Regions from separate parts of the Homo sapiens genome. Here regions 1, 2, 3, 4, 5 and 7 are each linked to region 6. The links are chromatin loops, found by intact Hi-C in ENCODE. Cell type or tissue: dorsolateral prefrontal cortex. All regions are shown on one strand.

Region 1 (4,000 bases), 390 kb after region 6:
TTCTTGGTGTAGTGGTGAGCTCCCCATCGCTGCAGTAAGCAAGCAGGTCTCACCAGGAGAGGTGCCGCTGAACCTGGTGACCTCCACCTCCTGCCCCTCCCCTGTGCCTTTCAGTCCCAGGGAGGAGGGCATATCCCAGTGAATCCTAACGCAGTATCAGCCACCTCTGGCTGCTGGCCCAGCCCTGTCTGGAGTACAGGAAGACATGTCACCCTTGGCCAGAGAAGGAAGGAGTGGGGAAGCAGAGGGTCAGTGGGTGTCCCCTCCCGCCTTGCACTAGGTCTGGCCCGAGTGTGGCCGCAGGCGACGTCAGCAGGAAGCAGGATCCGGCGGCCGGGCGGGCGGGGCATGTCCCGGAGTTATGTAACACTTGGCATCAGTGTCTTCTACGAGGTTTCCCTCCCCCTCCTTATGGCCGAAGGTTACCCTTTTCTCCCATCTGTGAATTCAGGCCCCTGGGGCTCGGCTTCCACGTTCCTCAGTCTCTGTCCGCCTCAGCCTTGGCCCAGCCCCGCCTTGTTTTCTGCTGTTAATCTCTTCTACCTGAGGCTGCACAGGCCTGCAGAGAGATGGTCCAGCCACGAAATGTTTGAAGCTGGCCTGCATTCAAATCTGAGCTCCTCAACTCATGAGCTGTGTGGTCTTGGGCAAGTGTCTTTGCCTCTCTGAGCCATTGTCACTGTCTATCAGGTTCATTCATCTAAAGACATAGTTACAGAGCGTCTGTTCTGTGCTAGACACTGTTCCAGGTATGGTGGGAATACAGCAGAGAACAAAGATCCCAGCCCTTGAGGAGCTGGTGCGAGAGACAGGTTCACACACTCAATTTCAGAATGGAGTCTGAAGATGCTATGAGAAGAATGTAGTAGAAAGTGATTGATGGTGGGGGTGGGAGGGATGAGCTAATGATGGAGTGATCAGGGAAGACCTCTCTGATGTCTGAGCTAAGGCCCGAAGGAGGTGAGGAAGTGAGTTATGCAGATATCTAGGGGAAGGGTGTCCAGGCAGGGGAACAGCCAGTGTAGAGGCCCTGTGGCTGGGGCAGCGAGCAGGGAGGGCAGTGTGTTTGTAGCACAGTCTCTGAGGAGGGGAGAGGGGAGAGCAGCTTGGAGAGGCAGGCAGGGTCCAGGGCTGGATCACACAGGGCCATATGGATAGGGGGAGGACTTGGGGATTGTATCCAGGTGTTGGAGAGTTTGAAGCAGGGGGTGGCATGCGCTGATTTGCAGAGCAGCTGTGCAGGTCCAGTAAATTAATACCAGAAACCGCTTGGCGCATAGTAGGTGCTTAATAAACGTCAGGCATAATGATTAATGCCATCACTAGCATCTCCTATTCTACACACACCTCCTGATCCCACAGTGCCGGACCATGTGTGTAAGGATTAACTGTAACTCCTGGGACTCTCTCTGAGACCCAGCTTTGTGGGGATTCAGGGTGTTGGCACCATCCCCGTCCACTGCCTCAGAGACCCCACGCCGCCCCCCGCAGAGACACCTTGCACTCCAGGATGCTGGGCGCCACCACCAGGCCGACAGGAGACCCCTGTTCCCTGCGAGACTCTGAGCATCTCCCATGTCCCAGCCACCGCCCGGGCAGCTCAGGGCACCCAGCCCTGAGTCTTTCCTGAGCCTCTGTCTGCCAAAAATAGATTCGGGAAGCAGGGGGAGCCCTCGGCCGCAGCCGCAGAACCCACATGCCACCACTTTCTCAGGCCGCCACAGGCTCGAACTCTCCTGGGAGAGGCTCAGGATTCGGGGCAGGGCTGGGACTGGGCCCAGGACGTGTGCGGGGTTGCAGAGCTGGGCATCCCTGTGGGCCCTGTGGGCACTGGCAGGGGCAGGGCTGTGGCCCTCTGGCCGACTGTTGGTGTCGGAAACTGTGACTAACGGACGAGCAGTCGTTTCCCTTTTCCTCCCTGCGTTCCAAGGGGCTGTGCTCAGAGGAACCCTGTTTGCTCAGGAAGAAGGCAGGACAGGAAGTGATCCCACTCCCTGCCTGTGGCTGGGGCTTGGAGCCCGAGACCCCCTCTCCTCCCCTCCATGAGGCCCAGCTCCAGCCTGGCCACGGTGAAGGGCTGGGGTGGGCGGGGCCCACCTGGCATTTGCCCGAGAGCAGGCTGTGTGGTCTGGACGTCAGCAGCTTTTTCTTGGAATCCGGGTGCACCAGCGCAGAGGGATGTGTGATTCCCCCTGGCTGCCGCAAGGAAGTACCACAGACCGGTGGCTTCAAACAACAGAGATGTATTCTCTTCCAATTCTGGAGGCTAGACGTCTGGAACCAAAGCGTCCACAGGGCTGTGCTCACATTCAAGGCTGCAGGGGAGCCTCTTCCGTCTTCCAGCGACTGCTGGCAGTTCGTGACATTCTTTGGCTTGTAGCTGCATCTCTCCACATGTGCCTCCACTGCCACAGGGCCTTCGTGTCCCTGAATCCGTGTTTCCCTTTTCTTCCAAGGCTGTCAGTCCTGTTGGATTTAGGGCCCACCCCACTCCAGTGTGGCATCATCTTAACTAATGACATATGCAGGATCCCGTTTCTAAATAAGGTCTGAGGTTCCGGGTTGATGTGAACTTTGAGGGACACCATTCAACCCAGTACAGGGCTCTTGGCTGAGAGCTGCGGGCACCTCCAGGTGTGGCGGAGGGCCCACCTCTTTCTCAGCAACCCCAGAGGGATCAGGCTGCCGCCCCCCCGTCACACCAGGCTGTGGTGGGCACCCCCCAGTGTCTTTCCAGTCCCCCTGGGAGTCCCCAGTCACTTCGAGATGCTGCCTCCACGATGCCCCTGCTCTCTGCTGTCTATGCGTTCAAGCCCACGAAGGCTGGCCTTTCACAGTTGCTCAGCAAGTCAGTCAACAAACGCTTTCTGAGCCTCTGCCTGGCTCAGCGTGGGGACAAAGAGACACCCACCCCAGTGAGCTACCAAGACGAGTGGTTTGATGATGGTGCCTAAGCTGGGGGAAGAAGAGTGGGCTCTGTGTGTGAGGAGCTGGGGTTCCCAGGAGCAGGGTGCGGTGCGGGGAAAGTGGAGGCCCGACGATGAGGGCTTCTTTCCATTCCTGGACACACCCGGCATGTTCCCCACACTGGGGCCTTTGCACCTGTGACTCCCCGCACCTGCCACTCTCGTCCAGAGCCTGGCCTGGCCCATTCCCTCCGCCGTCAAATCTTGGCTCAAATGTCACTTCCTTGCAGAAGCTCTTCCAGACTGTTCTGTCCAGAGGAGCCCCTGCCTTGTGCTCCTTGTCCCATCCTGTTTCACCCACGCGACCCTCTGATCCTCTGAGTGCTGCTTCTGTGTGAGGAGCACGTTGCCAGTCTCCCCAGCGGCAGGGCAGCCTCCAAGGGCAGGACCTTGTCTACCCCGTGCCTTGTGTCCCCACAGCCCTGGTATGCAGAGCTGGGCACACAGTAGGTGTTCTGTAAAGGTTCAGGGAATGAAACGCGAGCTTCCCAGGCTGGCCTGTTCCCCCAGGGACAGGTGAGACTTGCATAGCAAGGAAAAGCTTCCTGTGTTCATTCACTCCACGTGTGCCGATGAAGCTGACAGGGTGTCCCCAGGAGGCGTGGTCACTCGCTCTGACTAGGAGACTCCTGGGCAATGTCAGGCAGGTTCTCTCGTGCTCAGGAAGGATGTCAGGGTGGCTGAGGGGCCAGCCTGTACCCAGAGTGTATCTGGGGCTCAATGGAAGAATAAAGCCCCCGGTAAAAATAAACCCTGGCACGCTTGGCTGCCGAGGTGGGGTGTGAGGGGGACGGTCACCCTCATTGCTACATGGCCGGGATCACTGCCCTTTGCACCTGCGGCGAGGCCCCAGGCATGGGGAGTCCCCGAGCTGACAGCCCAGGCCCCAGTCCTGATCTGCTGCTTCCCTGTGCCCCAGGAGAAGGAGAGGAACGCGCGGAGGAAGAAGAAGAAAGCGCCGGCGGCGGCCAGCGAGGAGGCTGCATTCCCGCCCGTGGTGGAGGATGAGGAGATGGAGGCGTCGGGCGTGAGCG
Region 2 (4,000 bases), 100 kb after region 6:
CAGCCCCTCTAGTTTACTTGGAGACAGCCCTTCACTCACCTCAGACCATGTGGTTTGTGTTGAACTGGTTCTCCCCATTGGTCCAGAGATGGGCATGTGACTAAGGCTCCGCCAATCCAAATTTTCCAAACCTCTGGCCTCAGTGATTGGTTCAGGGGTCATTGAATGATCCAATTCTGTCCAGTAAGAGGTATCCCAGGACTGTTGCAGGAACAGTTGGGAAGTGAGAATCTGGACTGATTGAGCATGTTTAGCTGTGCCTGCTGGGATACCATTTCCGTGGTGAAGGCAGGGCATGACTGAGGAGGAAGCCAATATGGACACAAACAACTGTGCATTCTGAGGCCATTGCTTGGGCCCCTGGATTCAGCCATACCTGAGGCCAGCACTACCTCGGAATTTACCATTACAAGAACTAATAACTTTTCCTTTTAGTTGAAGGCAGTTTGAGTTGGGGCTTCTATGATAGCCAAAGTCTCATCCGAGCACTTTGCAGGGCCGAGGCGAGAGGCTCGCCTGAGCCCAGGAGTTTGAGAGCAGCCTGGGCAACATGACAAAACCCCATCTCTACAAAATTAAAGAAAAAAAATTAAGTGAGTGTGGCAGCCTGTGCCTGCAGTTTCAGCAACCTGGGAGGCTGAAGTGGGAGAGTCACTTGAGCCTAGGGAGCTTGAGGCTGCAGTGAGCTGTGATTGCACCACTACATTCCAGGCTGGGTGACACAGCAAGACCCTGTCTCAAAAAAAATGCAGAAAAGGAATTTGAGCCCAGACCTATCTGAGTCCACAAATTCTAAATTCTTTCCCCAGAACCATGCCACTTCCCTGAGTGCCATCTACCTTCAAGGCCCAGATCAATTATCCCTTTTCCAAGACAACCTCCCTGATATCAGCTCACAGCGTCTCCCCTCAGACTCCAATTGCTGGAGTCTGTGGCCTTTGGTGTAGGTGCTTTCCAGGGAAGGCCTCCCTGATCAACATGGTGCCTTCTTCTACCAGGCATGGGTGCCTAAAATGTCACCATCAGAGCCTCATTCCTCTGGGTTAAGCATTGCTCTTTTTGAGTGACTATTTTAAAATCTTGATCCCCTGAGATTGGGAGTCGAATCACCATGGTCCAAGAAAAATGATAAGGGCATTCTTGGAGAGACAGGCAGTAAAACGAGGGAAGAGATGTGTTTCATTCTCACTAGCAAGGAGGAAGTAGCATTTAAAGCTGCACCTTCAAAGGAAAAGAGACTTTTAGAGTTGAGGTTATAGAAAAGGTATCCCAGGTAGAAGGAGAAGATCGAGAGGAGAGAACTTGTGGGACACAGTCAGGAAATAGCCAATTTGCTGCTGTTGCTGGTATACCATATAGGACTGAAGCCAGCTCAGAAGGTCCTGGGATTGTGAAATACCACACTGAGGCGTTTGATATTTATTTTCTGGGTAATAGGGGGCCATCGAAGGTGCTTGAGTCACGGCAGTGGGGTCGGGGGAGTCTCAATCAGAGCAGCAGTTTAGGAAGATGAATCTGTGCAGTGTGGAAGGGCAGTGTGTGAAGAGGCCATAGGCTGGGCCAGGGGAGCCAAGTGAGAAGTGAGGTCATCCAAACCAGAATTGCAACAGTGAGATAAGAAGTGATTAGGCACATTTTGGGGGAAAACTGGCTTGATATAGAGACAGGCCAGGAGGGGTGGAGCCTTAGAACAGCATCGGTGCTGGGTCCCCGTGCTGGGCCCAAGCTCAGCCTCTCCCTCTTTTAAGAGAAGGACCTGTCACCAGCCCACATAATAGCTGTGGCTCCATGCTGGTATGTGGATCAGGATGGGCTTTTTCATTGCTGTGTAGTTTTCCACTGTAAGGATGTACCACAATTCATTTATCCATTTACCTCTGATGGACATACAGGTAGTTTCCAATAACCTCCTTTTTAAATTTTGAGATGTCACCTTGCATGAAGCAATGCAACCTGGGACATTAATGGGATGGGCTAACTATATTTTTCTAGTATACATTAAATACATGCATAATTATTAAAAATAAAAGAGATACTCGTCTGGGACCACCTCCTGTCACTTGCTCCTGCACGAGGCTTGCTTTGGCAAAGGCTGCGAGAATTCGTCGCTGCCGCAGTTGCTGGATTGTTAGATGACGATGTCATTCAGGCCCGGTGGTGGCCCAGAGGCTAAGCTCCCCTTCCCACACCCTCCTTATCCCTGGACAAGAGGCCTTCTGGAAGGCTACTCCTGCTCTGGCCCCTGCCTGCCCTCAGCTGGAAGGAGACATTGTCTCAATTCATCCTGCCTTCAAAGGGCTCCTGTCTGAACCAGGCTCCCGGGCAAACCCCAGCCCAATCCTCGCCTGGAAAAACACACTCGGCCCTTGTTTAGACTGAGGCCGGCCTGCAGGAGGTCAGCCCAGCTGCGAGGGCAGAAGCCTCAGCTCAGCCACAAAACGTGGCGTGGGGGCCCCTCCACTTGCGGCCCCGGGCCCACCCCCGGAGATGGAGGCTGCTCAGGAAGGAGAAAGCCTCACACAGGGACCCTGTGTGCATCCCGGTGGTTGGCCAGGAAGGGCCGGTCTGTCATTCTGGGCTGGAGCTCTCACTCTTGTCAGTCCCTCAGAAACTACACACAATGGATTTTCCTTTCTTCCTTCCCAACCAGACCTTCCTGATGGCCACAAGTGCCCTCAAGACTCCCGATCATAAAAAGAAAACTTTCCCTAAACTGATGTTATAGACCCTGTTGCATCCCCCGCGATTCATGTGCTGAAGTCCTAACTTCACCCTCAGTGCCTCAGAATGCAACGTTATTTGGGAAGTAGGGTCCCTGCAGATGGAATTAGTTCAGATGAGGTCATACTGGAATAAGGGGGTCCCTCATCCAATATGATGTGCTTCTAAAGCGGGGAACTTTGGACACAGACACACACAGGAAGAATGCCATGGGAACATGAAAGCAGAAATCAGGGTGACGTATCCGCCAGCCAAGGGATGCGAAAGATTGCCAGCGAAGTACCAGAAGCTAGGGAAGAGGCCAGGAACAGATTCCCACAGAATGAACCAACCCTGCTGGCCCTTTGATCTCAGACTTCTGGCCTGCAGAACTGTGAGAGAATACATTTCTGTTGTGTAAGCTGCCCCATTTGTGGTACTTTGTTACGGCAGCCAGGGGAGACTAACGTACCCAACATTTCAGTCACAAGGACATTTATTGAAAAGGCAGCCCAGACCCATATCATCCATTTCCTTCCTTCCTGTAGCTCCTCATATCCGTTAGGGATGCCTGTTACCTGCAAGTTGCAGAAAGCTTAACTATCAGTGGCCTGAACAAAATGGGAGTTTTGTTTTCCTCCTCTAAAAAGAAACCTGGCTAAAAATCATACAGTCACATCAATAGATGCAGAAACAGTGTTTGGCAAACTCCAACACCTATCCCCGACAAAAACTCCCAGCAAACTAGGAGTAAAGAGGAACTTCAACTTGATAAAGAACATTTCCGATAATCCAATAGCTAACATCTCACTTAATGGTGAGAAACTAGGTTCTTTCCCCGTAAGGTCAGGAACAAGGCAAGGACATTCACTCTCACCACTCCTTTTCAAGGTCATACTGGAAATCATAGCTAATGCCATAAGACAAGTAAGAAAAGGTATACAGATTGAGAAGGAAGAAATAAAACTGTCTTTCTTCACAGATGACATGACTGTTTAGAAAATCCCAAAGATTCAAAACAATGACAAAAAACACTAGAATGAATAAGTGATTATAGCAAGGTTGCAGGATACAAGGTAACTATACAAAAGTCAATTGCTTTCCTACATATCAGCAATGAGCAAGTAGAATTGGATATTTAAAGAAGCCTGGCAAAAGCTGTTTTAGCAACCAGGCCATGTCAGGGCCTCAGCAGTTCTTATACCTTTCTCTGTAGTGCCAACATGCCTGCCAAAGCTCCAGAACATTCCAGACAGGAATGTGCAGGGAGGGAGGAGAGTAGATGCTGTTGGTGCTCACT
Region 3 (4,000 bases), 730 kb after region 6:
ACCAAAAACACGTTATATTTTCGTTTTTTAAACAAATCTATTTTAAGTTACTAATACCATTTCTTTCAACAAAGGTAAAAACAAAGAATCACTTGAATTGTTTATCTGCCACTGAATTTATTTTTTAAGTCAAACTTTTCCCACTGATTTATAATTTCAGGAATGCTGAAATTTTTGTATAAAAAATTCATATTTGTATAAAAATATTTGTATGAATATTTGTATAAAGGTGATTTAGTGTTTCATCTTGCATAAAACAAATTTATCCCATTTCACTGCCTCATGCTCCCGTTTAATCAGAATACTTCCCACTTAAAAAATACATCCCACTTCACCTGCTGGGATTCGCACTTAACAAAAGATCTGATTAATCCCTGAGGCATGACAAAGACTCTGTCCTTGATCAAATGTTAGGTTCCTCAGAGTCCTCTTCCCCAGGAGGCCTCATCCTCAGGTTCTGTCTCCTCTCAGTAATTTTCCTCCATTACCCACTCTGCCTCTTGACTATAATCTACAGCTGTCTTTGCTGTTTTCGGAGTTGAGCCCTATCTCTCTCCCCTACTGTGACGGTCGTGACCCCTCAAAATGGTCCTGAATAGTGTCTTCCTTACGTGTTTTTTTTTTTTTTTTCCGGAGTCTCGCTCTGTCGCCCAGGCTGGAGGGCAGTGGCGCGATCTCAGCTCACTGCAAGCTCCGCCTCCCGGGTTCACGCCATTCTCCTGCCTCAGCCTCCCGAGTAACTGGGACTACAGGCGCCCGCCACCACGCCCGGCTAATGTTTTGTGTTTTTAGTAGAGACGGGGTTTCACCGTGTTAGCCAGAATGGTCTCGATCTCCTGACCTCGTGATCCGCCCGCCTCGGCCTCCCAAAGTGCTGGGATTACAGGCGTGAGCCACTGCGCCCGGCCGAGAATTTTTTCTTTAACGGGCAGAACAACTCGCCACTGACCCTACTTGGAAGTATCTTAGTGAAAGTTTTCATATAATGCAAAGCTACTTGACTTTGAAAACCAAACTTCAAAATAAGACTGCTCCAAGAACATTCCAGGATATTGTCTTTCTCTCCTCTCCCCAAGTGGTCTGCAGTAATTCTGGAATGATTCTCAGAACATTCCAGAATGTTCTCTCTCTCCTCTCCCCAAGTGGTCTCCTTCATTCCTACAACACTCAGAGATGATTTTCAGTCATTCCAGAAGGATTCCAGAATGTTCTCTCTCTCCTCTCCATTGGTCTCATTCATTCCTACAGCACTCAGAGATGATTCTCAGCCATTCTCCCAGGGTCACCCCAGCATGGGCCCCATCACCCCCAAACTGCCCCCACAGAGAGTTTCCTGCCTCTTCTCTTTCCTCTCCAATTCAATACTACCAGTCACTTCCCCACTGAAAACTCCCCCGTGTCATTCAACATCATGAATAAGTTCCAAATTCCCTAGCTCTGGACCATCGAATCCCTTCCAGCATCCCTAACAGATCCTGGGTTCCAGAACCTTCTGGTCTCTTCACTTGCTCTTGACATCATGGCCTCCCGGAATATCGCGATGCCAGCTCCCACCCACCTGAATCTCCACAGTTTCGCCCCATTCTTCTGACTTCAAACACATGCCGAGCTGTACTGTGGTTCTCTCTCCTCCCTGTGGGTCAGAAGAGTCCCAAGGGTAGGAACTATTTTATTTCTTCACCACCCACAGTGCGTAGCACAATGCATTAGTCATGGTGGGTATTCGGTAAATACGTATTGAACAATTGAACAAAAGTCACCATTGAATTCAATAGACTGGGAAACAGGGAAAGCATCTTAAAATACTGATTTTCTGGGAGAACTTTTTTTAATTGCCAAATGAAAATTTTAAATCATACAAAGCACACAGGTGCCCCCTTGTGGCTGCGAAACAGTGCAGCATCACCAACAAAAATGGCTGACTCCCAGAGTATGAGAAAGAGGGAGAGATTAGGTTAATTAGTTCAATTAGTTTAGTTCTGAGATGTCCAGCCTGGAGTCTTTCTTCCCTGTAACAACCGGCGGGTGTACAACGAAACCATTCCAATCACAAGCCTAAGGTCTACACAAGCAGCTCAGTAGCTGTTGTTACTCTGAGAACTCAGCTCCTTTGTATGCCTGGCAGGTAACCGGAGCTGTGGCTACAACAGGGGGTTTGACTGGGCCCCTTCAACTTAATTAAAGGAAACGTCAGAAGCACAACAATCGGCTGCAGGGTGGGACCTTGATTGCATCATGGTTAAAATAAACCAGCAGTAGGAGACGTTTGCGAGAGTCCACAAAAAAACCTGTACATGAAAATGTTCATAGCAGCTTTACTCATCATCGCCAAATGGAAGATTCAGCCTAAATGTCCCTCAACAAGTGATGGATGAGTAAATGGTGGACACATCATGTGACAGGCTACTCCATAACAATAAAAATCACAGGCTATTGTGACACACACGACATGGGTACATAACAAAAGCATTATGCCATGTGAAAGCAGCCTTACACAAGGGCACCATGCTATTTATATGAACTTCCAGAAGATGCAGTGATAGGAAAAAGTCAAATCAGGGGTTGTGTGGAGTGGGGGGATTGACTGGGAAGGGACATGGGGAACCTTCTGGGGTGATGAAAATGTTTGCTATCTTCACAGGGGTTTGGGTTAGACAGCTAACTATTTGCTCAATTCATCAAATATTATACTGGAAATTTGGGTCTTTTATTTATATGTCAATTTTACCTCAAAAGGAAAGAACCTAATAAATACTGGACTCCAGCAAATGATACTCATGCTGAAGTGTTTAGGGGGAAGGGTGCTGATATCTGCATCTCACTCTGAAATGCACTGAAAAATTAAGATGGATTAATGGGTGACTGGAAAGATGGATAGACGGACAGGTATACAAGAAAGCACACAGCCAAATGGTAATTCCACAACTAGGTGGTGGATATATAGATGCTCACTGTAAGAGTCCTTCAATTCATCTGATGTTTGAAAATATTTTTATGATAAAATCTTGGAGGAAAAGACATTGGGAATAACTGGGGATATCTGAATATCGACTGCGGGTTAGATAATTCAATACTAGGGATGTCTGAATATTGACTTGGTGTTAGATGATTCAGTGAATTGCGTTAATCTTTTATGTGTGATGATGATGGTGCCATGGTTAGTAGGAAGATGTCCCTATTTTTAGAGACACATTCTAAAGTATTTAGAGGTGTTATAACATCTGAAATATGCTTCAAAATACTCCAGGGGGCAGAAAATGAAGCTAATATTGCAAAGTGTTGTAATGATGACACCCACGTGATGAACTTAGGGGTGTCAGTTACACCATTTGCTCTCCCTGTTCATGAGAAGGAGGACATACTCTCCCAAGGAGCCTGGACTGCAACATTTGAAGTTCTGTCTCTTCTGTCTTGTCCAGCTGCCTGCTGACATTTTTCCTTTTAAAATTTACATAGTTAACAATTTGCTAGCCTGATAATGAGCATGAAGACAGAAGAGAAATTCAAAGAGAATGAGTGAGACGAGAAAATAAAAGATAACAAAATTAACCAGTCAGAATGACGAAAGGCTTAGAAAAAGGCTGGGTAACCGGGAAGGAGGGAGCGTGTGGGTCCTCGTGTCCCAGGACGTCTTCATGACGTGCCCCTCCGACCCCTCCTGCCTTTCTCGCTGGCTTCACCAGGTATCTCTCCAAAGTCAAGGCCTCAATGGTACGCACCACAACCTATCAGCCAGCAGGGTCCCAGGTCCTCCCTCCCATCTCTCCTCTCTAATCGGCCTTCTCCAGCTCTGCGGCCACATCACATCTCAAGAGTCTGTCAGTTCAACTTTTGCGGGTCTCCCAAAGGGTCTGGTGTAAGCCCCTTCCGACCTATCCTATAATCTCCTGCCCAAGATATTTCCTGATTATTTTTCTCCCCAATGCCTCTGTTGCGGAGATTTAATTTTAAGTGCTCTAGCATGGAGCCCCTGGCAAGGGAGATAAAAAGGGCTTTAGCG
Region 4 (4,000 bases), 290 kb after region 6:
CCATGGAGAGTTTAAAGGAAGTAAGTTTTCAGCAACTTTTCCAAGTGTTGCTAGTGGTTGCCAGCCGCTGCTTTTACTCCTGGTGCTGCCTGTTAGCCCTGGGGATGGAAATCTTCTTTTTGTTAATGTTGCTTTGGAGAATTATTCCCAGGTTGGACGAGCAGTTTGCTCTCAGAGTTTTAGGGTGGCCTGGCCCCCATAGCCCTTCCTTCCACATCCTTGTCCTTGCTCTGTTATCTCTCTTCTTGGTCCAGGTGGAAGAGCAGAGATAGGATAGCGGAGATGTTTCTTGCCACCAGTAGTGCGACCGGGCTCTGGGTGCCATGTTTGCTGCCACCTTTTGTCTTAAGAACCTCAAGAAATGACATGGGCTGTAGGGAGAGACCAGCCAAGCACCCAAGGTGGACCGCAGTGAGGGCCTGGGCGGTGGCGTGGGGATGTCTCACGTCAGTTGGCACAGAAGGGGTGTTGGGCACTCTGGGTAGCGGAGCCAGCCTGTGCAAAGGCCCGGGGGTGCCAGACGCATGAGCTGTCCATGGTTTGCTGTGGGTGGGGTCAGATGCCCATGGCCCCCTGCCTGCCTTCCTGTTGGGGAGCAGTGAGGGCCCCACACCCACTGGTACGTGCATACACACTCCTGAGGCTTTTTCTAGGGAGTTTTTCTTCCACACACACTTTTGCCTTGAGTTTCTGGAGGTCCTGCACTCTGGGTCCCTGGAAGGGGTGCTGCTTTGGCGCTTATGCTCAGCCCTATGGTTCTGTGGGGTGAACGGATGTGTGGCTGGGACCCCACGTGGAGTCCCCACATGGCTCAGCCCCACGGTTCTGTGGGGTGAACAGATGTGTGGCCATTTCTGACGTGGGAGCCCCTGCAGCCTCCCCCTTCAAGCACCTTCCAAGGTAGGATGCTGAGTGGCCTTGGGCATGTCGTCAAACAGAAATCCCACTTCCCACGGTGGTTATGACGGTTACGTGGATTAAGATTTGTGAATTGCTTAGAGCAGGAGGCCAGCAAACTCCAGCAAGCTCCAAATCTGGCCCTCAGTGTGTTTTTGTAAATAAAGTTTTATTGGCACACAGCCATGCCCATTTGTTCCCCGTTGCCTGTGGCTGCTTTTGCAATACAATGGCAGGGGTGAGTAGATGAGACAGAGACCTTGTGGCCCTCAAAGCTTGAGCTATTTTTACCATCTGGCCCTTTATAGGAAAGTGCCGGCCTCTGGCATCCAGCCCCAGTGGCCTCCAGGCTCTGTTTCTGCCTCTGCGTAATGGAGATGGAGCAGCAGTCCCCTCGGAGGGCTGTTGTGGGATCCACTTCATGGGGTGTGCAGAGGACTTCATGGGGTGTGCAGAGGACTGGGATAGGCTGAGCTGTGAGCGGCCCCAGGTGTGATTTCTAGGTGTCCCTGGGGGAGGTGGCCTGAGGAGCATGGAGGACTGCATTGGGGCGATTGAGGGATATGAGCCCTTTTCTCTGTTTCCCTCGAGGAGTCCGTGTGTGTGGAGGGAGCACCGGGTTGTCCAGGCCCCTGCTGTCCTTGCCCCCACATCTCACATGGTAACAGAGGCCAGAGGCAAACCTAATGTGACTCCAAGACTCTTGGCCCCTGTGGGTCTTGCTGGGGCTCTGTGGGGTGAGGGGAGGACAGAGGCCCTGAGGATGGCAGGAGTGGACAGAAGATGATGCAGCCTCTGTGAATCCTGAGGTTGGTGGGGCACTCGGTGGCCCCCGGGCTGCAGTTGTCCGGAGAATAATGCACCCTGTGTCCTCTGGGTGCAGCTGCTGCGGGGGCGGGGAGGTGGTGGCCTGGCGCTGCTCTGGGCCTTGTCTGCCAGCAGCTGCCGGCTTGGCCCCAAGGATGGCACAGGGCGGGGGCTGGGTTCTGGAGCCCAGCTAGGGGAGGACCATCCCAGCCAACATTTATTGAGGCTTACGGTATGCCAGGCTCAGAGCCATTAACTCATTCAAGACTCACAAGGACCGGGGAGGTGCCAGCTGTTCTCCCCATTGGGCAGATGAGGAACTGAGGCAGGAAGCAGTTGAATGACCTGCTGGAGGTCACGGAACTGGAGAGTGGCAGAGGGGGCTGGGATTTGAACCCAGGGCTGCACAGGTGAGGCCTGGGTTGTTTTTTCTAACCTCCTTATCCTGAGAGTGTTTCCAGCACAGCCTGGGTGCACCAGACTTTAGCTGGTGGGATGAAGGCGTCCATGGATAACTGAATGCAGGCTTCCTTTGTTGTTAAGCACATTTTCAAAACAGCTGTATTACACAAAGAGTGACTCTCAGTGAAAGAAGATCAGAAAAAATAACGGGCAAATAAAAAGAAGAAAGTAAAAATACCCTCTTCTGCCCTGCTGCCGAGATAACTCCTTTTAGCTTAACTGTAGCCCGTTCTGATGGCTTTTCCGTGTGTTTGGGAACATATGTTTTCTGCAAAGCCACGTGTGTGTTGGCTGCATGGTTCTGGAACTTGCGTGTTTGGACTGAGCTTCATGGATGAATGTTTACAGAGGGTATGCAGAGGCCAGGCCTTGGGAGAATGGAGGCTGTGGGTCTTCGTTCCTTGGGCTGGTGGGGAACACACAGATGGGGTAAGTGGAAGAAGAGAGGTGTGTTACGCGAACAGGGAGTTGGAAGACTTCACAACTTGAGGAGAGGCTGGGAAACCATTCATGTAGCAAGAGCATTTGAACCGCATCTTGAAGGCTGTAAGGGACTCTGAATTTTGGAGAATGGGTGATGGCTGGGATGGGAATGGGATCCTTGAACAGGTGAGGACTGTCCTGACAGATGTCCAGGACTCTGGGCCTGGAGTCAGGGATGGAAACCCGGGGTGTATTGGGGAGGGGGTGTGTATTAGTCCGTTTTCATGCTGCTGATAAAGACATACCCAAGACTGGTCAATTTAAAAAAGAAAGAGGTTTAATTGTACTCACAGTTCCATGTGGCTGTGGAGGGCTCACAATCATGGCGGAGGGCAAAGAGGAGCAAGTCACATCTTACATGGATGGCAGCAGGCAAAAAGTTGGCAACTACATTAGTCAGGGTTCTCTAGAGGGACAGAACTAATAGAAAAAATATATATATATATTACATAAAGGGGAGTTTATTAAGGAGTATTAACTCACACGATCACAAGGTCCCACAACAGGCCATCTGCAGGCTGAGAAGCAAGGAAGCCAGTCTGAGTCCCAAAGCTTGAAGAACTTGGAGTGTGATGTTCGAGGGCAGGAAGCATCCAGCACGGGAGAAAGATGTAGGCTGGGAGGCTAGGCCAGTCTCGCCTTTGCACATTTTTCTGTCTGCTTTATATTCGCTGGCAGCTGATTAGATGGTGCCTACACAGATTAAGGGTGGGTCTGCCTTCTCCAGCCCACTGACTCAAATGTTAATCTCCTTTGGCAACACCCTCACAGACATACCGAGGATCAATACTTTGCCTCCTTCAATCCAATCAGGTTGACAGTATTAACCATCACAGGGTTGTACAGACTGGGGGGTGTCCCCTGTGCTGACCCCATGCCCGTTTTTTTTCTGCCACAGGACCGTAGCCTGACGGGCAAGCTGGAACCGGTGTCTCCCCCCAGCCCCCCGCACACTGACCCTGAGCTGGAGCTGGTGCCGCCACGGCTGTCCAAGGAGGAGCTGATCCAGAACATGGACCGCGTGGACCGAGAGATCACCATGGTAGAGCAGCAGATCTCTAAGCTGAAGAAGAAGCAGGTGTGAATGGGCAGGGGGAGGGGGAGTGTTTGTTCTGAGTCTCCATTCTAGCAGCAGTGACAGCGGTGTCACAGACATGTGCCAAGCCCTTCCCAAGTTCCTGGGTGCTCACTGGTTTTTATGCCCTTTACGTTTATTGGACAGGAGCACATCCACAGAACTTTCTGCCATGATGGAAACACTGTGTATCTGCAGGATAGCCATGTTCCACTGTTGAGCATTTGAAATGTGCCTACTGCGACTGAGGAACTGATTTTTAATTTTTATTTAATA
Region 5 (4,000 bases), 310 kb after region 6:
GGTTAGAGCACAGCCGACTCCCAGATGTTGGGCAGGTGTGTTGAGAAAGGCCAGCCCATCTTGGGACAGGGCTCCACAGGCCCACCTCCCCAGGAGGCTGACAAGCAGGACCAGAGAAGACCGTGGAGCAGGAACAAACCCAACACTGGGAGCAGGGGATGTGGGGGCAGGAGGTGAAGGAAACACCCCAGAGAGACAGGAGGAGGTGGGGCTCCCTGTGGCTTTGGCAGGTGAAGAAGGGGTCTTCCTTGCTCTCTAGGTGCTAGCTGTGTGGCCGTGTAGTTTCTAGTGGCTTGGCCCTTTCCGTTGGTATCACTCTTTTATCTAGATGGACAGTTGCTGCTGATCCCCACAGATCATACACAAACTCCTATTCATCCCTCAAAACCCAGCCTATATAGCCCTCCTGTTACCTTTTTGGGAGAGTGACTTGTGCCCCACTTTCACACATACCTTTATCTGCCTGAGCATACTAATCTGCTGTTACTGCTCTTAACCAACAGCCATTGTTTGGGTTTATTCCAGGCAGGGGCCAGGTCTCATTCATTCCATGTCTCTCCCCAGGTCCCAGTGTTTGGGAGCTGCCCTGCCCCCATGCTACCCCATACCCAGTCCTTCACTGGGCCTGGCTTAGGGGTTCTCCCATCTTCAGTACCCCAGGGCAGACTCTTTCCTGCTTCGAGGGTGTGGCTGGGACATTGACTCTCCGGGTGATGTCTGCCCCCATCCACCGGAAATACTAGTCCCAAGCCTAGGGGTGGTCCTGCATGGGACCTGGCCCTTGGCTTCCTCTGTCCGTGGATCCTGGAGGTCATAAGAAGGGCTTCTTCCCTGTGTTTTGTTTCTGTGCCTCAGTTTCACCATCTGTGAGATGGGGCTACTCCTGCCTGTACCTCCCATGGCGCTTATGCGCAATTGACATGTTAAGAACACACCGTATGCCCGACGCTTGGCTCATGGCAGGTGCTTGGAGAAGTGACCATCGCTGTAATAGTTCTCCCCTGCTCTTCTGGCCCCCAGCCGCACCTTGAGGCTGCAGGTCTCGGGGTTTTGGCTCAGCCTGAAGGTGGCCAAGAGCATGGCTCTGCTCTTGGTGGGCCGGGCTCTGGGCTGTAGGCGGAGGCAGCTCTAGGTTCCAGCTTGAGCCCACCTACATACCTGCTGTCTTTCTCCGGGGGCTGGGGAGGGGGAGTGATGCTGGCCTGCCACGCCCTCCTCTCTCTGCTGCAGCCCGGGAGCCTGGGCACCTCCGCCCTGCGAGGAGATCTTGGCAAAGGCTGCGTCAAATTTTTGTTGGCAGCCACATTTCCCAGGGCTTGGGGTCACCTCCTTTTGGCCAATCTGGTTTGGGGTCACTGGGGACAGTTTCAGTATGGTGATGGTGACTTCTGCGGCCTGTCCGCCTAGTCCTTGCCAAATACTGAGTGGCTGCCCCAATGCAGCTGAGTCACAGCAGGGGCTCGCCCGCGTGCCAGCCTGTGAACACCCATTTGCCAGCACACACGCAGTTTAGCCTGGTGCAGGGGGCACCCAAACCCACGCAAATTCTGCCCCTGCCCTCCGCCACAGCCCCCATGAAGCCACCTTCAGGAGCCCCTCCGCCCCCCACCTCCCTGTACCCGGCTGGCCTGGGCTGCCCTCCAGGCCTCCTGTGAGTGGACCCTGGTGGTCCCAGGCTGCGGGCTGGTGGGCCTGGCCGAGGCACAATGTCTGCCTTCACACCGAGGGCCGGGGTGGGGGCCCGGAGGTCCAGCCTATTGATGGAGCGGCCACCGAGCCCTGCGCCACATGTTCCTGTTTTCCTAATAAGTCCCCAGTTGTGAGTGGGGAGGAGGCGGGGAGGCCCCGGGGCAGCCCAGAAATAATCACATGATTGTGAAACACAAGAATCCTAGAAAGGGTATCTCCGAGCGCCTCTATCTCACCCTCCCTCCTCCTCCTCCTCCTCCTTCCCTCGCTGGCTGCACTAGCTCTGAGGTAATTGTAGACAACCCAACCAGCTTCCAGGGTGAGGGAAGGCATCTCAGGGCTGGCAGTGTCGGCTGGGCTGGTGGGGAGCGGTGCCCACGTCGCTGGGCCCTGGGGGAGCGAGGCCTGCGCGCCTGCCGGGGAGCAGGCTTCAGTGGACCCGGCGCATTTGCTAAAATCGAAACTTGGCTGGCTTGCTGGGGCCGCTGTGGGGGTATTGAGGCTCCTCTGTGTTTTTTTCCAGCGTGGGGAGGGCCTGCAGGGGGCCCCGGGCCTCCCTCCCCCGTGCTGAGGATCAGCATGCTGGACTGGGCTGGGCAGGTGCCCGCTGCTCCGGGAAGCCTCTATTTATAATCTGTGTTTTTTTGTTTTTTAAAAAAATTCCTCCTCTTCGCCATCACCCTGCAGAAGAAGGCTGAAGCTGCACATCGGATTCTGGAAGGCCTGGGGCCCCAGGTGGAGCTGGTGAGCTGGGGTACAGGGTCAGGGGCTCAGGGGAGGGCGGGGGTGGCTGGAGAGGTGGGCAGGGAGGCGGGAGGGTGCGGCGGAGGAGGAAGTCATCTATTACCAAGCGCTGCCCAGGCGGCGTCCGCGGAGGAAGCAGGAAACCCACCTTCCTGATGAGAGGACGGCAGATAGCGGGTGGGCGGGCCTGGCTGGGCTGGGTGGGGGTGGGGAGTCTTGGCAGCGAGCGCCTCCGGGGCCACCTGCGCACTCCTGTGCATACCGTGAAGCCCGGCCGCTCGGGCTGTGAGGAGAGTCACACATCCGTAGGCCGGTGCGCTTGCTCCAGCTGAGCGCGGAGAGCCGGTTCTCTGGGTCACACAATCTCGGTCCACTCCCAGGTGCACCGCTTCATGGCGGTGTGACCCTGAGCGGGTCTGTTACCCTCCCTGTGCTTCAGTTTCCTCATCTGTAAAATGGGAATCCTAACAGCACCTATTCCACTGGATTACAGTGAGGAGGAGCTGTGTTAATATTTTTCCAACATCGGGTGCCGCGCCTGCCTTGTAAACAGTAAGTGCTGGGCATTAGCTATGATGATGATGATGATGATGATGGCGATGATGGCGATGATGGCTGTCACTAGTGTCCTTTTGCTGCGGAAAGATGCCATGTCAGCAGCAGAGCTGGAAAGCAGGCCCCAGGCCTCCTGGAGTCCCTGGGCTGAGGATGGGTGGATGCAGAAGCCCTAGCCCCCAGAGAATGGGCCGCAGCCCCTGCCTGCCCCACAGCCATCTGTGCCCACTGAGCTGGTCAGCATGGATGGCCGTGGTGGGCACTGAAGGTATATGCTACCCACATGTGTGCCGGATGAGGGAGAGTCTCTGTGTGCATGGTGGGCTAGGGTGTGCGTGTGAGTGCGCCCAGGGTGCAGATAAAGGCTTATGCCTTCGCCATGTGTAGTGGCTCATACCTGTAATCCCAGTGCTATGGGAGGCCAAGGCAGGAGGATTGCATGAAGCCAGGAATTTGAGATCAGCCTGGGCAAGATAGCAAGACCTTGTCTCTGCAAAAAATTAAAAAATTCACCAGGTGTGGTGATGCACGCCTTTCGTCCCAGCTACTTGGGAGGCTGAGGCAGGAGGATCGCTTGAGCCCTGGAGTTCAAGGCTGCGGTGAGCTATGATCACACCACTGCACTCCAGCCTGGGCAGTAGAGTGAGACCCTGCCTCATAAAAAAACGAAACAGAAGTCTGACACCTTCAGAGCCTCAATCTAAACTCAGCTCCACTGCATGTTTGCCAAGTGGCCTTAGGAAAGGGGCTGACCTCCCAGTACCACAGTGCTCTCTCATCTGGGACAGGCGGAGGCTCTAGGGCCTCCTTCCAGGGTCTTCCCAGGGTTAAAGGCAGTGCTGCCTGTTAAAGGCTCACCTAGTGCAGCTCCTGGTCCCTACGAAGCGCTCAGTAGTTGTGAACAATTTGGTGATGAGCTGCTCCCCCTGAAGTTTCTGCAGGCTGCTCAGTTTTGCAGTGAGAGCTCCCCAAAGCCCGGGGTCCGTCTTTTGAGGCCACTCAGGAACTACAA
Region 6 (4,000 bases):
CAGTTGTGGGGTGCATGAGATGTGTTGACACAGGCATGCAATGTGACGTAATCACATCATGGGAAGGGCGTATCCACCCCTTCAAGCATTTAGCCTTTGTGTTACAAACAATCCAGTTACACTCCTTCAGTTATTTAAAAATATACAATCAAGTTATTCTTGACTATAGTCACCCTGTTGTGGGATCAAATAGTAGGTCTTATTCATTCTTTCTCTATATGTATATGGTTTTTGTATACATGGGCATGATTGATTAAACCACAGGCCATTGGTGATCAGTTTGACCTTCAGCCTCTCTCCCCTCACTGCTGGAGGTTGGGGACTGGGCTGAAAGTCCCAGTCCTGTAGCGCTGACTTGGTTTTTCCTGAGACCAGTCCCCATCCTGAAGCTGCCTAGGGGCTGCTGGCCACCAGTGAGTCATTGGCAAACTAAACACTTTGGAGATTCCAAGGATTTTAAGGCAGAAGACCAAATAAATATTTTACACGATCACAGTGGGAGGGGGTTGGAGGGAGATGGAGGTGGAGAGCTGGGGGGCCTCGCAGTTAGGATTTTAAGTACAGTGGGAAACCACTGGAGATTTTTCCATCAGGGAGGGCTGCGTTTGCTGTTTCTGCTGTGGGAGAGGCTGCGGGGGCAGGCGTGGATGCTGGAGGTCTGGCTGGAGGCAGTGGCCCTCCTCCTGGTGACAGATGGTGGTGGTGGTGGTGGTGGTGGCCTGGGCCAGGGCGGAGCAGTGGATGAAGAAGGGACAGATGCGGGGTGTATTTTTAGGGGCTGGAGCTCATAGAACATGGTGCTAAACTGGATGTGGGAAGGGAGGGGTGAGGACGCGTCCAGTGAGACTCTCAAGTGTCTGAGCCTGACGGCCAGGGGGAGGGAGGGGCTGCTTTTTGTTTGTTAGTTTTCATTTGTTTTTGTTTGCTTGTTTGTTGTTTGTTTTCTTTTTTGAGACAGAGTCTCGCTCTGTCGCCCAGGCTGGAGTGCAGTGGTGCAATCTCTACTTACTGCAACTTCCACCTCCTGGGTTCAAGCGATTCTCCTGTCTCAGCCTCACAAGTAGCTGGGATCACAGGCGCCCGCCATCATGCATGGCTGATTTTTGTATTTTTAGTAGAGACGGGATTTCACCATGTTGGCCAGGCTGGTCTCGAACTCCTGACCTTGTGATCTGCCTGCCTCGGCCTCTCAAAGTGTTGGGATTACAGGCATGAGCCACCGCGCCAGGCCATTTTCATTTGTTTTTGAGACAGGGTCTCTGTCACCCAGGCTTGAGTGCAGTCGTGCGATCATAGCTCACTGCAGCCTCGACCTCCTGGGCTCAAGTAATCCTCCTGCCTCAGCCTCCCGAGTAGCTGGGTCTACAGGCACATGCCAGGACACCTGGCTAATTTTTAAATTATTATTATTATTATTATTATTATTATTATTATTATTTTAGAAAGAGAGTCACACTATGTTGCCCAGGGTGGTCTCGAACTCCTGGCCTCAAGCGATCGGCCCACCTCTGCCTCCCAAAGTGCTGAGATTACAAGTGTGAGCCAGAGGGAGGTGCCACTAACTGAGGAGGGAGGCAGGAAGGTGGGGCTGGGAGCAAGTAGGGCCCCGATCCCCCAGTGCAGACCCGGGCTTAGCTCAGCATGGATTGAATGGCTGTGAACTCCCTGTGGGGGCTGCAGAGGGAGGAGTCAGGACACTGAGGTTGTTGTGTCACCCACACCGGATTCATCCCCTATCCCGGTCCACCCACCCCCAGGGCATCTGGAATGTGAGAGGCCAGAGAGAGAAAGCACCACCAGGAATCCCAACGTAGCAACAGCACAAATAACAGCAGCCCCTTTTGATGCTCAGGGGAGCACATGTTTCATGGAGCTATCCAGTGACCTGTACAGCAGGGAGACTTGAGGGGACCATTTCACAGATGGGAAGACGGAGGCTGAGGGGTGAGGCTATATTTGCAAGGTGGATCTTTTTTGTGTGTGTGAGCAATTGGTCGCGCTGTCTCCCTCTTTAGACTTTACGCTGCTGAAGGCAGGCACCGAGTTCTGTGGGGTTCGTGGTCCATGGGCATGCATGCAAATCAGTCTTTGCTGAGTTAATGAATAAATGATCTGGGGTGTAGCGAGGCTGGGGATGTGGTTGCGGGAGGGGAGTTCTGCAGACCTGCCCAGGGCCTGCCAGAGGCTGCACGTGCGGATTGTGGCCGCCAGGGGGCGCTGTGGGTCCAGCCTTCAGGGCGGCCCCAGATTCAGGGAGGCCCCAGCAGCCCGGGTCTCTCTGGCGGTCCCAGGGGCTGGGAAACGTCTGTTGTTTGAGGCTCTGGACATAGCAAAGATAAAAAATGAAAAACTGATGAACTAAGGCTGCAAGAACTATGTTCTCTTGTATGTTTACATGTAAAAATTTAACAGCTTCCATACATGAAATAGTCATGCAATATATTTTTGTGAAGTTACAAGGCTTGCAAAATTCTTAATGAACCATGTCCAGAGAGGGCAGGATTTAGAAAGGGGAAATTATCACAGTTCTTTTAATCTTGGTGGTGTGGGGCTCTAGGACAGTACATTCAAGATCTTCTCCAAAATCTGATTTGTGGTGTTTTTGTGAACTCAGAGTCCAGGCCAAATGGCTGGCTGTGGTCTCCCAGGGATGGGCAATCCTGATCCAAACCTCAGATGCCCAGAAGATATAAAATCTCAACACTGGGCCAGGCGCGGTGGCTCACACCCCTAATCCCGGCACTTTGGGAGGCCGGGGTGGGCAGATCACCTGAGGCCAGGGGTTCAAGACCAGCCTGGCCAACATGGTGAAACCTTGTCTCTACTAAAAATACAAAAATTAGCTGGGCATGGTGGTGAGCACCTGTAATCCCAGATACTGGGTAGGCTGAGGCAGGAGAATCACTGGAACCCGGGAGGTGGAGGTTGCAGTGAGCTGAGATTGTGCCACTGCACTCCAGCCTGTGCGACAGAGTGAGACTCTGTCTCAAAAAAAAGAAAAGAAAAGAAAAAAAAAGAAAATCTCAATGCCGGCCACTCCCAGCCCAGTCAGGCAAGCTCAGCTCTGGCATCCTGGCTTGCTCTCCTGGAACAGACTGTTGCTAGCATTCATTGAATCTTTCTGAGTGCCGTGCACTATTTTAAACCCTTGGCATATGCTCACTTAGTTTTCATCATAACCCAGGCGAGTGCTGTTATCATCATCATCTTCATTTTACAGATGAGGAAACTGAGGCACAGAGAGGCGAGGTCATTGTCCAAGGTCTTATGGCTGGAAAGGATCGGAGTCTGGATATGAATATTGGCCACTGGTTGGGGGGCATACATGCTTATCAGCTACTCTGCATACCTCCTCATTGACTGGGAACCAGAGCTTGCTGTGGGTGCTGGCTGAGGCATCCCACTTTATCTTATCCCTTATCCCAAGTGAAACTCAACTTGGGAACCCAGCTTCAAGAAACATAATTTCCAGGCAAAGGCAATGAATGCACACAGGTCCTGGCTCTAGAGCTTCTGAGGAGCCTGGGAGAGGAAAGGAGGTTGCAAGGCTCATTTCCCCCAAATCCAGTCCCAGCTCCATCTAGAAAGAGGCCCCCCGCATACCAAGCATGTGTCCAATCACTCCAGAAAAGCCCCTGGCAGGGGAGCATCCAGGCTCATTCCAGAGAGGTCAAGAATGGGAGGGGAAGAAGAGGAGTAAGAATAAACATGTCTAAAAATAGTGCTTGGATCTCCGAAACCCACAACAAAACAGGAAAGAGAGGGCAGGAGAACTGGGAGGGAGAAGCCTGGAGGTTTGGCTGAGGGAAGAATAAGGTGCACTGCCCTGGTGGGGGCTGTTTCTCTGACTTTCCTCTCTGAAGTCTTGGGAGCTAGGCTGGATGGAGGGTCTGAGCATAAAGGCCAAATATCTCTGGAGTCATGAGTGTTTCCAGATTTCACAACACGTTTGCCATGAAGCCTTAGCCCTAGCAAACTTCATAGCATTTAGAAGTCCTCG
Region 7 (4,000 bases), 200 kb after region 6:
AGATGGTAGAGACAAAGCCCAAGGGGCAGAAATTGGCGCCAACTGGACGGGAGCCCCCTGGATATATATACAGCATGCTCCAGCCAGCTGCAGCCTGGCCTGGGACACATACAACATGCTTCCCAGTGTCCCTGGTGACTTCCCAACTGAGTCTCCCTCTCCCTTCCTGTAAAATGGGTATGTTGAAAGTCTTTCCCTCACAAAGGCAATTGAGATGTTTGGGAAGCTCTTAGCTGTTACTGTTACTAACTCACAGTCCAGGGGGCCCCCCCGGGAAGGCTGTTTGTGTGCAGTGTTCTTTGGCCGCTTTTTAAAGGTACTGTTCCCATTAGTTGCTCATGGACTGTCACTCAGAGCCCAGTAGAAACAAAGTAGCAAACTAGGGTGCCGGTCTGCGATTGGGGGAAGGGGCGGGCTCAGCTGAGACCTCCCCAGAGTCCAGATTTCCAGCACTCATTTGGAATCACGGGCTGCTGCTGGAGGCTGGCAAGTCGGGTTCTTCATCTCTCCAGGCCTGTTTCCCTACTTGGGACCAGGCCCCTTGCTTCCCCCAGGGTAAGTGCTCACTCAGTGCTGGTGTTACTCCCCGCCGTCTGTGAGGGTGAGATTAATAACCCAATTCAGCCAGGAAACAGGAGCAGACGGGAAAGGGCCAATCCCTTTCGGGATAAACGCTGCCCTTCTCCTGGCCTCAGTCTTGCCATCTGTGACATGGTCGGGCCAGAGGCCATTGGCGCTTGAGTTGATAAGGCTTCCAGTGAGGGATTTCTAGGTGACGCTTGGGACATTACAAAGCTGACAGACCCCCTGCTTTCCCCGCTCCTAAGCCTGCAGGGAGCCCTCGAGGGCAGAAGCTGGGAGACCCCTGAAGACACCCCAAATGTCCCTCCTCCAGCTTCAAATAGAGCTGAATCTCATGGAAATGCAAATTCCCAGAGGGTTTTCAGGTGACAGAGGAGGGCTGCCAGGCGGCCTGGGGCTGGCAGAGGAGCTCCCCCGCCCCCGCTTCCCTCTCCAAGACCCTTGGTGGGGGAGGTGGGGGATCAGGCCTTCCTTCTGCGGCTCCAGCTTTTTGCCTGTGGATTCGGACCGACTGGCTGGGCAGAACTGGAGCTGGTCGGGCCAAAACAAGGAGGTGGGGGGGGGGCACTGACCTATGACCCCTCCTGTTTCAGTCTGCAAACTGCTCCCCTCCACACCCACTTCCCTTTTGCCAGACATTGTCAGCCCCAGAGGCTCCCGCCAGCCCCCCAAAAGCTCATAATTAAAAGCCCGAGGGGGCAGAGAAGGACCTGGCTGCAGGGGAGCCCGGCAAACCCAGCATCCTGGCGGAGGCGGGAGGCCCGCCGGCCTCTGGAAACCACGCGGCTGCCTCCCCACCGCAGCCATTCCCCGCTCTCCCTGGGGGTTCTCAGATGTTGCCAGATGGCAGAACTGAATCTGCTGAGACGTCACTCCAAAAAAGGAAAGTTGAACTGAAAAAAAAAAAAAAAATTCAAACTCTCCAACATCTTAGGAGAAAGCAGAAGAGGAGGGAGGGAGGGAGGCTCCAGGCCCAGGGCTCCCAGTGCCCTCTGCTGTTCAAAGAGATCTGCCCTGGTTGGAGAGGGCAAACCTGGAGGGGGTGGGAGGAGGGGGTAAATGAGGACACTGGGTTGTCAGGGCGGCCAGGGGGGCCAGGTTCCTGCTGGAGCGGAGAGTGTCTGCCTGTGCGTGGGGGAGCGAGCACATGTGTGCCGTCTGTGACTGCGTGCTTGTGCAGGCCGGGCGTGTGTGGCTCCCAGGGTCACGCTTTGGGATGTGTGTGTCTGTGTGTGTGTGTGGGGGGGGCGGGGGGGACACAGGCTCGTTGCATTGTCTCCGCATTTGTGTCCCTGAATGTCCCCAAGTGGGACTTCACTCAACACATTCGTGAGTCCCTACTGCGATAGGGCAGTGAACAAAATAGAAATCTCTGCCCTCAGGAAACTGGCATTCTAGCGTCTGTGTCCTCCGGGGTGCTGTGAACTCGCGTGGGTGTCCCAGTATTTGTCTGTGTGAGATCTGACATCTCCGGTCCGTGGTGGGTGGTGAGTCTGCAGTGTGTTCGCCCGGGCTGGGTCTCGGGTCTGGGGAGGCCCAGCGTGTTCCTGCCTGGAGAGGGCTCTGCGCTACTGTCTGCTCCCGTCCCCAAGTGCCCCACTGGGCGTGCTCCTAAAAGGCCCTGTGTAGGGCCCTCCCTGCGCGCCCCCTCCCCATCCAGCGGCCACTCCAGAGTTATAATTTAATAGCTGAAACGCGATTCCAGTGAGGTACTGGGGCTGGAGAGGAGGAGGAGGGCCCCCGGGCCCGCAGGAGAAGAGGGAGGGGAAGGCTGGGAGGCGCTTCCCCCCTCCTTCCTCCTCGGGGAGCTGCCAAAAAGAAACTCGGCGTCGCGCCCAAGTGTGTGCGTGCGTGTCTGTGTGTGTGGCGGCGTGCGCGCGCGAGTGGGGACGCGCAGGGCCTGGAGAGAAGGCGCGGGCCCTTTAAGGAGCCAGAGGGGGCCGGGCCGGGGCGCGTCGCTGCGGGCGGGGAGCCGGGAGCAGGGAGGCCGAGCCACCGCCTCCCGGGCTCGCGCCCCGCCCCCTCCTCCCCCTCCCGCCGCCGCCGCCGCCGCCGCCGCCGCCACCGCCGCCGCGGCCGCCGGGGAGCGCGGAGCCGCGGGCAGGCCGGGCCGCACCGGAGCCCCGCGTCCGCCGGCGCCCCGCCCGAGCCCTGCGCCCGCGCCCTGCGCTCCGCGATGCGCGCCAACTTGCGGGCCGGGGACCCAGGGCCGGCGCCCTAGGAGGCGGCGGCGGGAGGATCGCGTCCCGACCCGAGGCCGGGCCTGCTGCGCGCCCCCAGCCCGATCGGCACCGCCACTTGCCTGAGCGCCCCGGCGGCCCGAGCGCGCCCCAAGCCCGGGCGCCACCGCTGCCACCTCCGCGAGGTGAGTTGGGGCCGAGGGTCCCCGCGAAGGGCGGGGGGAGGCGCGGAGCGCGCTTCCGGGGGATCCGGGGAGGATCGGGCGGCGCACGCGGCGGAGTTGGCGGGGCCCCTGCACTCCCGAGTTGGCGCTCTCGGGGGGTGGCCTGCTGGGGAGCAAGGCGCCCCGCCGACACTGCGGCCCGCGTGCTCGGGGGCGCCGGGGAACTTAGGGGAACTCCAGCTCCCTAGCGAGGGGGCGGGAAGGAGGGAAGTGGCGTTGGGGTGGGCGGGGGGCGCGCTGGAAATGCACAGAGCGGCCCCCCACAGTGTGCGCCGGCTCTGGGGACTTGGCCGCCAGGCGTCCCTTGTACCCGGTGTAGCCCCGGACCTGGCGGGGCGACACTGCGCCTTATTTTCCATCGGGCAGCGCGGGTTTGAAAGCCCTTGGAGATGGTACCCCTAGCTCCCTGGCCTGGCTGTTGTGGAGGGGCGCATGAGGGTCTCTCACCAGCCGAGGGGGAGAGCCAGCCTTGTCCCTCCTAGGCGTGGGGCCACGGGGCGCTGGGCGGGGTCCCTCGGGAGAGTCGCCCCTGGTCCCCCTCCCCCGCGGGCCGGTGTTCCTGGTGTCTGGGCCTGCCTCCCGTGGCTGGTGACGCCTCATTGGGCCGCCTCCTAGTCCCTCCCCCGGGCTGTGCGGATACTTGGGATGCCACTACTTTGCGAAGTTGGAATTCAGAGCTGATCCCACTTGGGCACGACTGGGAAGACCCAGACCCTTGTCTAGAGGGCAGCTTCCTCAGAGGCCTGCGGGGAGTGAGGGCACCCGTGGGGTACGCCCTCCCCGCCCCAGACACTTGCAGGAGGAGCAAGCCGAGGGCGGGAGGGCACGGCGGGCGGGAGGGAGAGACAGGCTGTACCTGGGAGCTGCTGTCGCCCGGGCCCAATTAGCGTGGGGCGCCCGGCGTTATTTTTACATTGTAGGTTTATTTTTTTGGAAGCGAGTGTCCTCCCGCCGCCTGTCGCGCGCTCCGGCTCTCCGAGGGTCTGGTGCAGGCAGCGGGGGCGGATCTGTTCT

The links. A loop is a pair of places that touch in the nucleus more often than their neighbours do. Peaks named below come from ENCODE experiments on the same cell type or tissue, not always from the same donor. Only the 100,000 strongest peaks of a DNase experiment are listed, where the experiment ranks them.
Region 1: a loop joins it to region 6, with 3 times the contacts of the local background. A loop is called at or near these places in 36 of 110 quality-filtered maps.
Region 2: it touches region 6 in a loop (2.4-fold over the local background); 16 of 110 quality-filtered maps call a loop at or near these places.
Region 3: a loop joins it to region 6, with 10 times the contacts of the local background. A loop is called at or near these places in 105 of 110 quality-filtered maps.
Region 4: it touches region 6 in a loop (3-fold over the local background); 7 of 110 quality-filtered maps call a loop at or near these places.
Region 5: it touches region 6 in a loop (2.9-fold over the local background); 21 of 110 quality-filtered maps call a loop at or near these places.
Region 7: it touches region 6 in a loop (5-fold over the local background); 97 of 110 quality-filtered maps call a loop at or near these places.

The regions. Positions count from the first base shown.
Region 1 is chr12:124,378,270-124,382,269 of GRCh38, reverse strand. NCOR2 (nuclear receptor corepressor 2) reads left to right here. Exons shown (of 49, transcript NM_006312.6): 20 at 3,886-4,000. Among named protein-coding and RNA genes, the nearest start is that of MIR6880, 43 kb to the right of the region's middle. RefSeq lists enhancers at 1-131, 132-680. In dorsolateral prefrontal cortex, CTCF peaks have their summits at 1,988 and 2,189; DNase peaks (open chromatin) are centred at 329 and 2,208; H3K27ac peaks cover 3,476 bases.
Region 2 is chr12:124,662,425-124,666,424 of GRCh38, reverse strand. No RefSeq gene overlaps it. Among named protein-coding and RNA genes, the nearest start is that of NCOR2, 97 kb to the right of the region's middle. In dorsolateral prefrontal cortex, a CTCF peak has its summit at 2,321; a DNase peak (open chromatin) is centred at 2,264; H3K27ac peaks cover 2,639 bases.
Region 3 is chr12:124,034,660-124,038,659 of GRCh38, reverse strand. All of the region lies in intron 2 of ZNF664-RFLNA (ZNF664-RFLNA readthrough), which reads right to left. Among named protein-coding and RNA genes, the nearest start is that of ZNF664-RFLNA, 63 kb to the right of the region's middle. In dorsolateral prefrontal cortex, CTCF peaks have their summits at 1,679 and 1,879 (motif pointing left); a DNase peak (open chromatin) is centred at 1,889; H3K27ac peaks cover 243 bases.
Region 4 is chr12:124,472,679-124,476,678 of GRCh38, reverse strand. NCOR2 (nuclear receptor corepressor 2) reads left to right here. Exons shown (of 49, transcript NM_006312.6): 6 at 3,548-3,727. Among named protein-coding and RNA genes, the nearest start is that of NCOR2, 93 kb to the left of the region's middle. In dorsolateral prefrontal cortex, a CTCF peak has its summit at 1,687; a DNase peak (open chromatin) is centred at 1,798; H3K27ac peaks cover 3,282 bases.
Region 5 is chr12:124,455,539-124,459,538 of GRCh38, reverse strand. It overlaps NCOR2 (nuclear receptor corepressor 2), which reads left to right. Exons shown (of 49, transcript NM_006312.6): 8 at 2,377-2,433. Among named protein-coding and RNA genes, the nearest start is that of NCOR2, 110 kb to the left of the region's middle. RefSeq lists silencers at 2,453-2,512, 2,543-2,672. In dorsolateral prefrontal cortex, CTCF peaks have their summits at 1,748 and 1,957; DNase peaks (open chromatin) are centred at 1,435 and 1,918; H3K4me3 peaks cover 3,151 bases; H3K27ac peaks cover 3,515 bases.
Region 6 is chr12:124,765,377-124,769,376 of GRCh38, reverse strand. No RefSeq gene overlaps it. Among named protein-coding and RNA genes, the nearest start is that of SCARB1, 96 kb to the left of the region's middle. In dorsolateral prefrontal cortex, CTCF peaks have their summits at 1,996 and 2,209 (motif pointing right); a DNase peak (open chromatin) is centred at 2,206; H3K27ac peaks cover 1,751 bases.
Region 7 is chr12:124,566,255-124,570,254 of GRCh38, reverse strand. NCOR2 (nuclear receptor corepressor 2) reads left to right here and starts at 2,643. Exons shown (of 49, transcript NM_006312.6): 1 at 2,643-2,947. RefSeq lists enhancers at 330-1,190, 1,191-2,051, 2,218-2,267 and silencers at 2,388-2,637, 2,748-3,107, 3,128-3,237, 3,378-3,597, 3,798-3,897. In dorsolateral prefrontal cortex, a CTCF peak has its summit at 1,566 (motif pointing left); DNase peaks (open chromatin) are centred at 1,534, 2,424 and 3,584; H3K4me3 peaks cover 1,994 bases; H3K27ac peaks cover 3,582 bases.